Linked DNA regions of Mus musculus: region 2 is linked to region 1. A link is a loop called in an ENCODE intact Hi-C map of the cell type or tissue named here. Cell type or tissue: heart. All regions are shown on one strand. Links, peaks and the distances in the headings refer to the core of each region. The heading gives the core; the rest is flanking DNA. Region 1 overlaps Prkar2b (protein kinase, cAMP dependent regulatory, type II beta). Region 2 holds the start of Gm33308 (a long non-coding RNA gene).

What was found. Hi-C counts contacts between places; a loop is a spot of excess contacts. Peaks named below come from ENCODE experiments on the same cell type or tissue, not always from the same donor. Only the 100,000 strongest peaks of a DNase experiment are listed, where the experiment ranks them.
Region 2: a loop joins it to region 1, with 6 times the contacts of the local background. A loop is called at or near these places in 41 of 42 quality-filtered maps.

The regions. Positions count from the first base shown.
Region 1 is chr12:31,962,536-31,970,871 of GRCm38, reverse strand. It overlaps Prkar2b (protein kinase, cAMP dependent regulatory, type II beta), which reads left to right. Exons shown (of 11, transcript NM_011158.4): 7 at 3,558-3,659; 8 at 5,683-5,757; 9 at 6,909-6,974; 10 at 7,735-7,873. Among named protein-coding and RNA genes, the nearest start is that of Hbp1, 16 kb to the right of the region's middle. In heart, for the core only: a CTCF peak has its summit at 3,110 (motif pointing left); no DNase peak of the experiment used is centred there; H3K27ac peaks cover 785 bases; H3K27me3 peaks cover 321 bases.
Region 2 is chr12:32,242,535-32,250,870 of GRCm38, reverse strand. Gm33308 (a long non-coding RNA gene) reads right to left here and starts at 4,606. Exons shown (of 3, transcript XR_381433.1): 1 at 4,481-4,606; 2 at 3,030-3,152; 3 at 2,254-2,391. In heart, for the core only: a CTCF peak has its summit at 4,827 (motif pointing right); no DNase peak of the experiment used is centred there.

The DNA.
Region 1 (8,336 bases), core at 19-8,018:
TAAAATTCTATACCTCCCCTACTATTACAGGTCAGTCAAAATGCAAGGCGTATTACACTTCTTATACTTTACCTTTAGACCATGTATATGAGATATATATGAACTATGAAGTTCATGTTTAGACCTGAAACATGCTCCCAAGCTTCTTCGTTAGGATTTCTCAGGATCTGGGCAGTTGGGAGTGGGGAGGAGGGGGGAGAGTGGGCGGTGGGTAGGTGGGGGGTGGTCTCAGGTATTTCAGACAGGAGATTCTCAGGCTGTATCTTTAAATAAAGTCTGAATGGTAGAAATTCTGTTAAGTGTTGGTTCACAGACATTTTTGGCTGAGGCGCTAGAGGAGCTGTGTGGGTTCTTTCACCAGGTAGCAGAACGCAGAGCTGAAGGGCTAACAGCTCACTCTGGCTTTAAGGTGGGGTTCTCAGTCTTTGTTTGGTAAGCTTGCAGACCCCCCTGGGAACCCACTTACCTAAACCCTGCAGATTGCACATGTGGGATCTCAGGTGAGCCTGGACTTGTTTGGAGTCAGCTCCCAGGAGGTGTCCACACTGCCTGGCGTCACACGTCACCTCAGGCCACCCGGACGATTGTTTGGGACACCAAACAGTACATCCCGTGTTCATGAAACGCAGGTGTTAGGTTTCCCCCTCAGCTCTTTGTAGAAGAGGTTGTAACTGTCCGGTTCCAGAGGGTTGCTGAGTTACAGAGTGTACCATTCATCTCAGCCTTTGACTCATAAAACATCTCCCTCGAAAGAAAAAAACAAGATACTTCAAGCTTCTTTTTTATTGGAGCCAAGTAGTCATTGTATGCCTATTAAATGAGTCATTTTTATAAGTTATGGGATTGAAAAAAATGGAGATTCTTTCACGTAGAAAGAACCACACCCCCGAGTATGTTAAGGATGCCTTAAAACTGACAGAGGAGCCGCATCGGAGCAGACATCTCTGTGCAGGAAGGACTCAGAGTGTGGGGTGGGAGGGGTGTGGGGCCAATCTTGTTTCCATCATGACTTGCTTGATACAGAAGGGGTACCCTAAAAGTCCCACTGGAGTTGCCAGTCAGGGTGTCAAAGAATAATTAGGTGTCTTCACACATCCTTAGTTCAAGATCACATATTTTCAGATTGCCCCCCAAGCCTGGATGGTTTCAGCCCTGATGCTAATGGTAACCAAGGTACAAGGGCTCGGAGTTTTTGTGTGCACAGTTCTTAAACTTCTAAGAAAAATTTCAGAGATTTCTTTTGGTGCTTTATCCATGTTATTGACATTTATAAACAGTGATAGTTTTTGAGGCATGCATAAGTGCAATATCTTGAAAATTATAATGAGCATACTTTCATCATATTTGAAACTTGCTTTTTAAGAATAATTTGTATACCCAGTCACTTCTAGGGGAAGTTGAGGCAGAGTGGAAATGTTAGAATCCCACAGCCTGCAGCCTGCCCAGTGGTTGTAAGTGCTGGTGTAAAGAGAAGCAGTTGGCAGAGAGGAATCTTCATCTTAGAGCCTCACTCTGGAAATAGCACCCTGCAGCTCTTAGCCCTGAGAGATTAGCTGAAGTCGTGGCCACACCAGTGACTCAGAAAGGCCATTGTGGAGGTGACTGGGAATAAAGCTTTTGAAATTGGGCTTCCTGGATTTGTTCAGTCACAGTGGTTTGTGAAATGGCAGGCAGTTAATAGACAATTCTTCCTGAGATACACAATTCATGATTTATTTCTAAATGGCTAAACTATTTCAGGCCTTCTCTGTTTTAACAACAACAAAGGTCTGTCTTTAAAATGTACCTGCTTCCCAAATCTGACTGTATATGACAATCACATGGGACACTTTTATAGATATAAATTATTTCATCAGACATGTAGCGATTTTGATTAACCAACGTCTTTAGTTTTAAAAATTATCTCAGCAAGTTCTGAGACAGGCTTCAAAAGAACTCAGTATTTTTGTGAATTAACTCATAAAATTTAGAAATATGCTTTATTATATTTACTTTTTATTTTGTGTACTGGGGGACCCAGATGTAGAGGTCACTTGTGCCCTGCTGACTGAAGGCAGGCCATTAGGCTTGACAGCTGGCGCCAAAGCACAGCTGGCATCTAAACCAACTCTGGAAACAAGATGTTTAACTTCCTAGTGTCTCATTCTGCCTGGCTGTTAGCACAAGCCACCAAAGATGGCGCAGGCATCGACATCTCACTGATCTGGGGGTTGAGAACTCTTAAGATTCAGGCACAAGAACTTTGGTGCCTGGAAGAGGGCCAGCTCTTAGATGTCCTCATTAGTGGGAGGGGCAAGGCAGTTCTCAAGGGTCTTTTATGAGAATTATCTAATTCTATGACAACTCCACACTCGTGGCCTAATCACCTATTAAGGCCTACTCCAAGGACCATGCTGAGGGTTAGGATTGCAACACACGGACTTGAGGATGGACACATTCAGTTCACCATGGCTAGAGTTATATCTGTCGTATATTGGCATAACAAAGTATTGATTAAGTAATATCCAGTTTTAATTTTACTAAAATGGTATCATTATTCACTGGTGTATGCCAAACTATGTGATTATGGGATATTTACATAAGAATGAAAACATCTTATGAGAATTTCTGGAACATAGCTTTATGAGATGCTTTGTGTAAACATTTTTGTCATTCCTAAATTAAGTTCTGCATTTTCTGAGATCATAAAAATATGAAACAATTAGACTGTAAACGTGGTAAATTCTGGGAAAAGACCTCAGCCAAGAATACTGTTTGCTTGTACTTTCACATTTTCAAAAGGAAAATTATGATATTATATGGGTATAAAAAAGAGCCTAATAAAGAATGAATTCTTTCTGGATTAATTCTTTTCACAGTAGTGTTTCTTGTAGATTTCGTTTCCATGCATGTATACTTCAAGAACATGGGAGCCAGTACCTTTATTTCTGTGTCTTTATGTCTTACTGAAGTAGATATTTAAGAAAATAATACTACAAAGAATACACTCCCAGACTGAGTCTGTCCTATTTCGTTTTTTATATAAAAATTCAGATCTTGTCCTGTCTACTTAATTGAATTTGTTACCCTGCCATCTACAGGGAGGCAACGGTACTGGGATTTTTTTTTTTTTATAGGGTGACAGTGCCTCCTTGTGGACTCTGTCTGAATCAGTGGTTTCACCCTTTAATATCATGCTTTAGGTTGTAGTGATCCCTAATCCTAACATGATTTTGTTGGTACTTCATAACTATAATTTGCTACTGTTATGAATCATAATGTAAATATCTCATATGCATCCCCTGTGAAAGGGTTGTTCAAACCCCCAAAGGGGTTGTGGCCCACAGGTTGAGAATCACTGGTCTAAATGCTACTTTTTCTAAGAAAAAAGAAAGAAAATTTTATATGGTTTTATAGCAAATTTTGTGTCTAAAGAAATAAAAATATGTAATTTTTTATTAGTTGATTATAATTATGCTATAATCTTTTACTTCTGAAGTCTTTAGTTACTGTGTATGCCTTGTAGGGATTCCTTGTTCCAACGGTAACTCCGTTTGTATTTGCTGTGCTCTCTTTAGGACAGGGTGACCTTCAGGAGAATAATTGTAAAAAACAATGCCAAAAAGAGGAAGATGTACGAGAGCTTTATCGAGTCCCTGCCGTTCCTCAAGTCTCTAGAGGTGAGCTGAGCTGTCACTCTGCTGTGCTGGCTGCTTTGCTAGGAAGCACTCGTGTCCTGAAAAGTTCTTGTGACCGTCTTGTGAGGCTAGCCATGCTGGGAACCTGAGTTTAATCCCCATATGAAGGTGGGAAATGTCTCCTGATCTCCACACAGAGTGTGTGTTATAGTACCCTAAGAAATAACGATAATGAAGGTGGTAATAACGATAACAAGAGTTTTAAAGTATATTATATTTTACTATGAAAAGAACAGATGGCGATATAAGATTTTTACTGCTATTTCTTTTACTACATGTAACAACATTTTATCCTGCTTTTTGGAAATAAGGCTCTTTTTTGGACTTTATAGCAAGTCTACAGGAGCTGTTTATCAGATAACAAGTGTAAGCAGGTCAGCATCCACTCGGTTTTCTCCCCACTAGCACTCATGTGTCGAAAATCATCTCTACCCTGTCTTCAGAATATCTTCAGCATCCAATCATTTTGTTAACTTCACCAGCCCCACCTTCTGTCCGTATCTTCATTGCCTCCTGTATGACTTTTATCAGCCACCTACAGAAGAATCCTTTTAAGTTCCAGATCAGGGCAGTCTTGCTAACAACCTTCCCAGGACAGGATAACTTTGAAGAAGGCCACCGAGGTCCCTTGTCTGTACCTCTCAGACAACTTTGCTAACTGCTGCACTTCCACCCTGCCATAGACATTAGCTTCCTGCTGTTGCATACGCATGCCAGCCCTCCCTTCAGATCTATGCATGTGCTGTCTGCCTAGGACAGCCTCCCCCACAACTCCATGGCTTCTCCATGAATCTCCTTCATTTCTTAGCTCAAATGCCTCCTCAGTGAGACCACCTGTTTCTTATCTTTGAAGGTTCATGAAAGAACCGTTACCTTACAAATTCGGCTCTGCCAAAATTCATTGTGAAAGTGCTTTTCTAGACATTTTATAATAGATAAAGCCTCATATTTGAACTCTCTTGAAAGCGATTATAGAGAACTAGGTACATGTTCCCATGGTGTCGTAAAATAGCAAATGTTGGCGTGGTCGTGTCTCTGTGAGTCGCCGGTTTATGCCTGGGAGAAACTTGGCCATGTTGTGGAATGCGCAGACAGCTGATCTTCTTTAGAAACTCCTGTCCTCAAATAGAATGTATCAGGGAGGTAATCCAGTCAGATAGAGCCATGTGACGTGACAGAAAGCAACCCAGGAAGGGACTTTGGCAAATCGGAGAACATGTGCTCCCTCTAAGGGAACAGCTGCCATTCCACCATAGCTTTACTGCTGCCATATGGAAATTTGGGCTGGGGGTTGGCTGAGTCTTCTGGTATTTTACAGGAAACTAGAAATACGATTTTGTCTACTTCAGGATTCTAGCAGTTAATGTAGCAACTACACAAGGGAAAACAGTTGGGTTTATTTAACTATGTAGGCCGTCCCTTGTAAACATGTAAACCAGGTAAGGCTACGTGATTGGTCGGTGTATTATCAGGCTTCCCCAGAGGAACAGAGTTTATATCATACATACATGCATGCCTGCCACTTATTAGAGTGGCTTATAGGCTGTGCTCCCACAAGTCCAACAAAGCCTGTCTCCTAATGGAAAGTGCAAGAATCCAATAGTCCACTAGGATGGGTATCTCAGCTGGTCTTGAGTATACTCTAGAATCCTGAAGAAGTAGGCTCTAATGCCAGGCTGGGAATGGACTTGCTAGTGTGAGAGAGTGAAGGCAAGCAGGCAGAGGGAGCAAGAGCTTCCTTCTTGCACGCCCTTTATTTAGGCTGCAGCAGAAGCTGTGGCCCGGGTGAAAGGTGGATCTTCCCAGCTCAAAAACTGGATTAAAGATGCATCCTTCCACCTTAAAAATCTGGATTAAAAACGGGTTTTCCCATTTCAAGTGACATAAGGGAAAATAATCCCTCCCAGGTGTTTCCAGCCTCTTGGGTTTTAGTTAATTCCAGATGTAGTTAAGCTATAACCAGAAATAGACACCACAGTCTCTAACACGGTGCTCTTCTTTGTAGGTTTCTGAACGCCTGAAGGTGGTGGATGTGATTGGCACCAAAGTTTACAATGATGGAGAGCAGATCATTGCTCAGGTACGGTACTGAGCTGCCATTCCTTTAGGCTTACATTCCAGAAGGTTCAACTTTGTTTTCATAATTGGTACGCAGTATTAGATTAAATGAATATTTCTTCCACCAGACAACTTATCAAAAATGCTTTTGCAGCTGGTAAGTAATCTGGATGTTTTTGTTTATATAATTTATTTCTAATGACTGTGCATTAAACCATTACCTAGCTGAGTAGTTTGCAGTTTGTAACATGAAATCCGCATGTATAGTGGGAGTAAGATGTCTTGTGTAAGAGGGAAAAGTGGGGGCTATTCCATGAAATTACCAAGAACCCAGGTCCACAGGCAGATGAGTTTTGCGTGATTAGCTCTTGAGATCTGCTTCCAGATAACACTCACCAGAAGGAGTTCACATTGTACCATGTGCAAGCACTGAATGCATTAATAAGAATCCCCTCTAACCCTCATGTTTTTCTGAACTCCCAGTGGGCGCCAGTTGTATTACAGTACCTGCTAGCCAGAGAGCTCGTAGAAAGTAGGCTGTATAGACAGTTGAAGGGTGCGCATGAATGAGTGGGTTTCTAACGAGAGTTCATGCAAAAACCAGGAATACTGGGGGTGTACGTAGAGAAGGCGCCTTTCGTTCCCAGCAGTCTTTTCAGAGCCGGAAGTACACTGTCATAGACTGACATGTCAGCTTGGTGCCTGAAGGCCGTAAAAGCTCATCTATTGCTTCCGAAAGCTCCCAGTTGCTTTTGCTCCTGGCAAGTCTCTGTGCTAGTGCTAGTTGCCTTGGGTGGACACAGTGCTACTTTCCTAGGATTGCGGAATGACTGACGTAGCCTGCTGGTGGGAGGGGCTGCTGGGACACACAGCAGGGAACACAGAATGACTGACATAGCCTGCTGGTGGGAGGGGCTCCTGGGACACACAGCATCTGCTATCCTTTCTTGTAAACTGCTCAGCACAAAATTTTGAGGTTACTTGCCATATTTTCTGGTAGAGAATGTATTATTTCGAATGCCTAAGAAGTTACTGTAGAATTATCGTAACCTCAGGATGTAGTCTGGTCTATGACTTCACTTTACGGACTGGAACCTGTAGGCTGGCTTCAAAGGCATGATTTCAGAGATGCTGTGGAACTTGAACATTCACCCTGCATTTTTGTTTTAATAGGGAGATTTGGCAGACTCTTTCTTCATTGTAGAATCTGGAGAAGTGAAAATTACTATGAAAAGAAAGGTAAACAGCCCCCAAATTCCTCATATCCACAAGGAAAATATGGATTTTTTTTTTTAAAAAAGAACGATCTCAGACTTCAATGTAACTGACTTGTTGGCTCCTTAGGGACACTATGCCCCTCCTTAGAATTGGGAACAAAACACCCATGGAAGGAGTTACAGAGACAAAGTTTGAAGCTGAGATGAAAGGATGGACCATGTAGAGACTGCCATATCCAGGGATCCACCCCATAATCAGCATCCAAACGCTGACACCATTGCATACACTAGCAAGATTTTATTGAAAGGACCCAGATGTAGCTGTCTCTTGTGAGACTATGCCGGGGCCTAGCAAACACAGAAGTGGATGCTCACAGTCAGCTAATGGATGGACCACAGGGCTCCCAATGGAGGAGCTAGAGAAAGTACCCAAGGAGCTAAAGGGATCTGCAACCCTATAGGTGGAACAACATTATGAACTAACCAGTACCCCAGAGCTCTTGACTCTAGCTGCATATATATCAAAAGATGGCCTAGTCGGCCATCACTGGAAAGAGAGGCCCATTGGACTTGCAAACTTTATATGCCCCAGTACAGGGGAATGCCAGGGCCAAAAAGGGGGAGTGGGTGGGCAGGGGAGTGGGGGTGGGTGGGTATGGGGGACTTTTGGTATAGCATTGGAAATGTAAATGAGCTAAATACCTAATAAAAAATGGAAAAAAGAAAAAAAAAAAAAAAGAACGATCTCAGACTTCAATGTAACTGACTTGTTGGCTCCTTAGGGTAAATCAGAAGTTGAAGAGAACGGAGCTGTGGAAATCGCTCGGTGCTTTCGGGGCCAGTACTTTGGAGAGCTTGCCCTGGTCACTAACAAACCAAGAGCAGCGTCTGCACACGCCATCGGGACTGTCAAATGCTTAGGTAGGGGTCATGGTGGCTGGTTATGTCTGTATTCCAGGCCTTCCTACCATACAGGTGCTGTGAGCCTTACAAAGTATGACCTGGGTTCGGACTTACTTTAACTATTGACATAAGGACTTCTGGCTAGCACGTTTTATATCTGTGTAGTAGAGAAAATGCCACGTGTTGTGTTCCTCAAAGGAGAAGGCTAAAACGGCACGTTCTGTGCAGTCCGTTATGAAGTTGCAGTGCCAGTGTGGGGCACACGCCCCCTTGCCCAGGCTTTAGGTCTGTGGAAGCATTACCTACTGCTCTTCTTCAGCTTCTTCTTGCTGTCTTCTACCTGGGGAGTTTGGCAGAAGTGCCGCTTTCAGTTGGTATCCGTAGGGATTTTGTGTCTGAGAAATCACTCACTTTGGTAATGAAAAACACGGTTCAGGAAATAGGAACATAAATGACATTAAAAAAAAATAGGTATGGCAAT
Region 2 (8,336 bases), core at 216-8,215, 280 kb before region 1:
CCTTCATCCATGTACCATCAGAATTAATATTGTGAAATGCTATGCTACTGAAGGCAATCCACAGACTCAATGTAATCTCCTATAAACATTCAATGACATTCTTCATAGAAATTGAAAAAAAATATGTATATAACTCATGAGGAACCACAAACATCTTGATTATCTAAAGAAATGTATAACAGTACTTGATATAAAATTACTCTACAGAGCCACAGACACAAAATCAGCTTGGACCAGCATGGAAACAGAAGCAAGGACCAATATAGAATAGAGGACTCAGAGATAGGCACATGAACTGAGGCTATCTAGCTTTCTAATAAAGGCGGGAAAGAAAATGTCTTCAGCAAATGATGCTGGGAAAATGGAATATCTATCTGGAAAAATGCCTCTTGCTCCTCACAGAAGTCAATTTACAGTAGACCAAAGATGATGGAAGTCATGAAACTTCAAAGCTGCAGGAAACACTTCAAGATGCAAGCTCATTAGCTTAGGCGAGGACCCCAGTGGTCTAGAAAGAAAGAACAAGAAATGACAAATGTGATTGTATGGAATTGAATAACTCTACACAGCAAAGCAAACAATGGAGTGAAAAGATGAAAAGAAACCCTGTCTTCATCTGACAGGGGATTAATACCCAGAATTTATAACAGACAAAATCTAATTAATAAATAAACAAAGTAATCAATCAAAGGTCCTAATTTTTAAAAAAAACAGTCAGTAAGTATTTGAAAATGTGTTCAACATCCTTAGCCATCTGGGTAATGCAAATTGAAGCTAAATTGGAATTTCATCTCACCCTAGTCAGAATGGCTATCACGAGAAAAATCAAACAATAGTAGATGCTGGTGAGGATGCAGGAGGAAAAAGAGCCCTTCTAGTGCTGGTGGGGATGTAAATGAGAAAAATAACTTTGCAAATCAGTGCAGAGGTTCCTCAAAACACTACATCTAGAAATAGCCCAGGAGACAACCATACCACTCTTCAGTATGTGCCCATGAGAATCCACGCCAGCACACCATACAGGTAGTCGCGTGCCATGTTTATTGTGTCATCATTTAGTTAAGTTATAGAATCAGCTTAGGTGTGTATCCAGAGATGAATGGATATTACTCAGGCATAAATAAGAAATAAACATGTCATATTCAGGGAAATGAATGGATCGGAAGGCTACCATGTTAAGCAAAATAAGCCAAACTCAGAAAGACATGTACTTTTTTTTATCATATGCAGAATCTAGACTTTAAAATCGTAAGACAGGAAAGTAGAGAGTTTTGGGGAAGAGTAAGGAGGCCATTGGAAAAGGAGTTTGGACAGGAGAGGGTAATGAGGAGGGATGAATAAAATCAAAATACATAATATGCATTTAGGAGAGTATTACAATGGCACCCATTATTTTGTAAATGTGTGTGTGTGTGTGTGTGTGTGTGTGTGTGTGTGTGTGTGTGTGTGTGTATGCTAATAAAAAAGAAAAGAACCATCCAGGTCTGTCAAATGGGTCATTTGGAAAATAGCCTGTAACATACCTGTTACGTTACTGAAACCTAGTGCTGTATACTGGACTGTGTGTCCCCCAACTCATGCTGCAGCCCTAATCCTCAGTGCTGCTATATTTGGGAATAGGGCCTGTGGTTTATATGGATTAAATGGGTCATAAGGCTGTCATAAGGATGTCAGGGCTGTACCTTTTACACTGAGAACAAAAGGATCAAAATAACAGCATCCCTAACCCGTTTTGAGAGCAGGGTCTGTTTGCATGGGAGAGGCAATGAACTCCAGCCCTCGCCAGGATGCAGGCTACCTCCAGCCTTGGGGTTTTGTATTAGTTTGCCTTCTTTTTCTTTGTGTTTTTCTTTTTCCTTTATTTTAGGACATAGGAGCTTGCCAGGAGGGTTATACGTAGCAGAGTGGTCCCCAGGAGAGGCCTGGAAGAGTACACAGAAAAACAAGAGACAGAGGAGGCATGGTGGTCATGGCCTCACGTCCCGTGATTTCATCTCCCTCAAAAGCTATTCTAATGCCCCAAATTCAAAAAAGCAAAACATTAAAGCTGTTTCAAGCTTTCCAAAAAATCTTTGGAAGCCAACTCCCCCAGGGCCAAAAGTCCCTACATGACCTCTGCCTTCTTTAGGCTGTGTTTTCTTTCTTTCCTAAACCCTGGGCTCTGTCCAAAACTGAAAGGTCAGCAGAAAAAAAAACAACCAAAAAAAAAAAAAAAAAAAAAAAAAGACATGGGAACCAGACGCTTAAGACAGTGCAGGCTTTTATTGTGGGGAGGGGGATCCACAGTTGGTTGGGTATCGATGCCTAACACAGTGGGGTAGCCATAGGGCAGAAGGAGGAGCTGGGCAAGGAGGTCAGAAGTTTCCTTTTCTAGCTGGCTGTTGTCCATTCCTAAGAGTAATGGTGAGACATCAGTTAAAGAGTGTTAAGTGACTGAACAGCATCCTTCCTGGTAACCATCACTAAGATCCATGAGGCAGGGCAGTCCAGAGTGTACAGCAGAGGTTCTCGATCTTCCTAATGCTGCAGCCCTTTAATACAGTTCCTCATGTTGAGGTGACTCCCCCCACCCATAAAATTATTTTTGTTGCTCTTTCATAACTGTAATTTTGCTGTTATGAATCATAACGCACGTGCCTAATAAGAAAGATATCTGATATGCAATGCCTGTGAAAGGGTCATGTGACCCTTTAAAAGGAGGTCGTGACCCACAGGTTGAGAGACACTGGTCTAGAAAAACAGGTTATTTTTCTTCTAGGAATCAAATGACTGTAGTTACTGGAGTTGTCGCAGTTCAACCAAAATGGAGGAGTTTACAAAACAGCATGGCCCTGTCTCACAAAAAGCAGTCTCAAAGGGCCCGAGAGCCTCTCTGCCCTTTTCCTGTTAGTCAAGCATGTATCTTCCTGACAGTCTTCATGCACTGTTCTATCATAAGAAATAAAGAGGGGAATGAGGAGGAAAGCCCACGGGTTCTTTAGGACCCTGCCATATCAGTAACTCCTTTCCCACATGCTCTCCCAAGTCACCTTTGCCAGGAATGAAGACTGGAGTGCGTGCGCTCCTGGCCAGGACACAATGTAGAAGTTCCTCAGCCTCACACTCCAATAGCACTTGATGCCAACAGGGTCGAACTCAGTGGACTTCTTAGCCTGTGTACGTCACCACAGCAAATGTGGGACTCACAGGTGAGCCTACAGCTCTCTGTGAGCCACCTTCCAAAAGACACATTCACACACACACTCTCTCTCTTCTCTCCTCTTCTCTCTCACTCTTCCCTTTCTTCTCTCTCCTCTCTTTCTTCTCTCTCTCTCTCCTTTTTCTTCTCTCTCTTCTCTGTCTCCCTCCCTCCCTCTTTCCCTCCCCATCCCCCTTTCCACCTTATTTTTCACATAACACCTAATGAGCATTTGACAAACCATATGTTTTATTTTCCTGTATTTCTGTACCCCGAGTCTATAAAAGTAGGAATTGAGCTCTGTTGTGCTCACTGCTCTAGTTGTGGTGCTAGTGCTGTGTAGGATTACTTTTAATGAATATTTGCTTAATCAACAAATCCCCAGGACGAGTTTTTAAAGTCTATAAACAGACATTATTAAGTTCAATTCAAGTCTGAGAAGACAAGAGCAAGGAAATATTTGCAGCAAAAAATGTAGCGAGCAGAAACCTAGAAGAGTAGGGAGTTCAGACCTTTCAAAAATGGCATCTAGCATTTTAAGTAGGGGACAAAATGCCCAGGCACAGACAAAAGAAGAAAAAAAAAAAAAACAAAAAACAAACGTTGTATTTTGAAACAGGAACGGAAACAACTTTATATTATTGATGCACCAGGCAGGATACCACTGAATTACCAAGAATACTATACAACAGGGTGCTGCTGTTCACCCACACTCGGGTGAAGAAACAGAAGCGACAGACTTAGGTAGCTGCAGGGTCCCCTAATTAGTAAGCAGGCAGCTTTCACACCTGGATCTGATTGGATGCAAACCCCATGTCCTTTCCTCCCCTGAGATGGCCTGCCCAAACTTGACACACTCAGACTGTACATTTGGTTTTCAGCTAAAGCCCATTTCTCCAAGCCCCAGATAACAGCAGGGTCAATTCATGCCCAGTTACACATTAAACAATTTCACAATTTCACACCACTGGCTCACAGGATGGCTACTGTCTTCTTCTCCAAATCGATCTTCCTTTTCTCCAGAAACTTCTAGAAACTACACTTCATTATTAAATTTACTAAATAAGCAAAAAGTGCCATACAAGAGAGTTCATCAAAATATAGCCAACTGGCACACAGAATCCCACTTTTTGTGAATTGAATTAATAGGATATTGACATTAAGGAGAAAATGAAAGATGACATGTTTAAATAGAAGCAGTCAGATGGTTTGTAACAAAGGTCTTATTTGGGCGGTAAAACACTCGAAGCCATCTGTGGGTCAGTGGCTCCCTGGAAGAACCTGAAGAAAATAGCTTCTAACCCTGGCTGCTTCTTCTGCCCTTAGGAGGCTTCGCCCAGATCTAGTAACTCTTCACAGTGCCAACCAGCCAGGTGAATCTAATATGAAGAGTGGTTCCAGAACTTTCTCTGGGCCCACGTCACTGGGGCAATGGTTCTGAAAGGCAGGCATGCAACAATACAATAATCGTGTCAATAGAATTGCTACACTCCAGAAACCCAAACTCCAAACTCCAATGTATACCCCAGGTTTAAGAGGAGAAAGAGTAAAAGCTTTAGGCAAGCCTAAAGCTATGATGAAGGTAATGGGAGAGAGAAATTTCCTGCTTCTAGAAAGTTACAGGTATCTGTTATTCTCCACCTGCCCAGCAGGTGTCAGCATAAGACAATGTTCCTAGGACTCTGACAGACTAATTTACTAATCACATTAGAAAGTCTCCAGTTTTAAGATGAGTATTGAAGGCAGGGTGGCAAAATTTACACATGAGCCTTTAAAGGTGTAACTTTTAAAGGGATCTATGTTCAATTCCAAGTAAGATTATAAGAGATAAAATGAGGTGACTGGAAACAAAAATCTGGCTTTTGTCTTTCCAGGAGTTCCCGGAGCTTGTCAGTGACCCAGCAGGACTCAGCAAAGCTACAATCAGTTGTGTCAGCAAACACACTGGGCACTGTTCCCTCAGACTCCAGGGACATGGGTTAAAGGTGTTGGGAGAAAGTTATAACTGCACTAAACACACACACACACACACACACACACACACACACACACACACACTTCGTTCTCTAAACATTTCTGGAGATGTTAGCGTCAAAGCCTGGGATTCTGGCGGCCCCAAAAACCTTGGTTTCAGTCACCTGTCTTCACTAGGTCAATTACACTAACAAGTAGGACTGGAAAACAGAAAAGGGAAGAACAAATAAGGAAGTCCAGTGGCTCCCAGATCCATCTGCAGGGTCTTGACATCAGGTTTGGGCTTAGAGGGCGAAGGCATGCCTAACTAAGCAGTTCTGTTCAAGGTTGACTTCATTGGCCCGTTAGTGTCTAGGCTCTATCTGCCCTGCAAGATGGTCTGACAAGTTGTCAGAACCATGGGAAATCTCTTCCTCCGGTAGCTTCAGGCTTCAGTCTTTCCCTTCCTCCAGCATACGATTTCTGGGGAAACTGCAATTTCTTGAGATCCATTATCTGGTAGCTGACAGGAGAGACATGGGTATTGCTTTATAATATCTTCTTTCCTGCCAGGATGGTTGCACAGATGACAAAAGTATAGAGTTATTTACATAGCATTCCCTGGTATGAGGTGTTGTAAATAAGCCAGAGATTTTGTTTTGTTTTAATATTTATTTATTTATTTATTTATTTAATGTATGTGAGTACACTGTAGCTGTCTTCAGACATACCAGAAAGGGGCATCAGACCCCATTACAGATGGTTGGGCAGCATCCAGTGACCATCCCCGGGGAGTGAGTATAGCAAGTGTTGTATCTGCCTTCTCTGCGACAAGCAACCACCATCTTAGAGAGATGGGCTAGGCACTCTTGCAAATGAATTGTTCTAGCTTGGGGGTGGGGCGTGTCACAGAATCCTCGCCCAGTATCCAGCGAGTATCCAGTATCCAGTATCCATCTCTCTACCACCTTTTCCTTGCTATTCTGCTTTAACTGCACGTGACCTTGAAAGGGACTATAGGATATACGGACTGGGATAGTCTAAGGGAGAGAGCGACTCTGTCTATGCTCCCGGGAAGCCCTTATTCCTGCTGGGTAAAGGCTTTCCAGGTGTGCCCTGTGGAAGGGAGGTACACTCACACCCTTCTACATAACCCCTGTAAGGAAACTCAATAAAATTCTTAGGACCCCAGAGAATCACGGTGATGGTGTCTCCGTTTGTCAGTGGAACCCTAGGAAGACGGGTAGATGCTTCTGTTTCCTCCTGGGAAGGAATTTCAGCAACACATGTTGTTGCACAACTTTTTAAGAAGAAAAGATCGTGTCTCTGCTTCTCGGGAGTTTGCAGTATGAAAACAGAGACCTCTGACACAGTCAGTATACCACCCTAGGGATTACAAAAGCAAATTAAGGAAAATGAGAAGGCAATCAATGGTTTTGGGAGCAGTTGGAGGAGGAAAGTGAGACAGCTTGGGAGAACTTCCTGGAGGGATTGGACACAGAGTTGATGAAGAAAGTGAACCAAGGCACAAAGCTGGGCTCTGTTCTGCCTCATCTTTCTTCTCTGTACCCAGAATTCCTCCTTCAAACATTAGTGCTGGTATCTCAATGAGAAGTGAGCGATAAAGAGAAAGAAATGAAAATTTTTCAAAAATCCACTCTTCAGTGCTATTGCTGGTGTTGGCTTGGGCAGGGGTGTTCAGTATGTCCCATGTGTAAAAGGGGCAGAGTGTGATATATATAAGGGTGGGGCCATGTCTGTTCAGTGTGTCACATATACAGGGTGGGGACATGTCTATTCAGTGTGTGACATATGTAAGGGTGGGGCCAAGTCTTTTCAGAGTGTCACAAATGTAAGGGTGGGGCCATGTCTGTTCAGTGTGTCACATTTGCAATGGTGTGGGCATGTCTTTTCAGGGTGTCACATATGTAAGGGTGGGGGCGTGTCTGTTCAGTGTGTGACATATGCAAGGATGTGGGCATATCTGTTCAGTGTGTGACCATTGTAAAGGTGTGGACATGTCTGTTCAGTGTGTCACAAATATAAGGGTGTGGCCATGTCTGTTCAGTGTGTGACATATGCAAGGGTGTGGCCATGCCTGTTCAGTGTATCACATATGCAGGTTGGGGACATGCCTATTCAGTGGGTGACATATGTAAGGGTGGGGCCAGGTATGTTCAGTGTATCACATATGTTAGGGTGGAGCCATGTCTATTCAGTGTGTCACAAATGTTAGGAGGTGGGAAGGCCTGTTCAGTGTGTCACATATGTAAGAGTGGGGCCATGTCTATTCAATCTGTCACATATGTAAGTGTGTAGGCATGTCTGTTCAGTGTGTGACATATGTAAGGGTGGGCCCATGTCTGTTCAATGTGTGACAAATGTAAGGGTGTGGGCGTGTCTGTTCAGTGTGTGACATATGCAAGGGTGAGGTCATCCATGTTCAGAGTATGACATATGCAGGGTGTGAGCATGTCTTTTCAGTGTGTCACAAATGTAAGGTTGGGGCCATGTCTGTTCATTGTGTCACATATGTAAGGGTAGGGGCATGTCTGTTCAGTGTGTCACAAATGGTGAAGTGTGGGCATATCTATTCAGTGTGTCACAAATGTTAGGGTGTGGGCATGTCTGTTCAGTGTGTGACATATGCAAGGGTGGGGTCATGTCTACTCAGTGTGTCACATATGCAGGGTATGGGCATGTCTATTCAGTGTGTCACAAATGTAAGGGTGGGACCATGTAGATCAGTGTGAGACATATGTAAGGGTGTGGCCATGTCTGCTCAGTGTATCACATATGCATGGTGGGGACATATCTATTCAGTGTGTGACATATGTAAGGGTGGAGCCATGTCTATTCAGTGTGTCACAAAAGTTAGGGTGTGGAAAGGCCTGTTCAGTGTGTCACATATGTAAAAGTGGGGCCATGTCTGTTCAGTGTGTGGCATATGCAAGGGTGGGGTCATGCATGTTCAGAGTATGACATATGCAGGGTGTGGGCATGTCTTTTCAGTGTGTCACAAATATAAGGGTGGGGCCATGTCTGTTCATTGTGTGACCTATGTAAAGGTGTGAGCATGTCTGTTCAATGTATCACATATGCAGGGTGGGGCCATGTCTGCTCTGTGTGTGACATATGCAAGGGTGGAGGGCATGTCTGTTCAGTGTATCACATATGTAAGGGTGGGGCCATGTCTTTTCAGTAT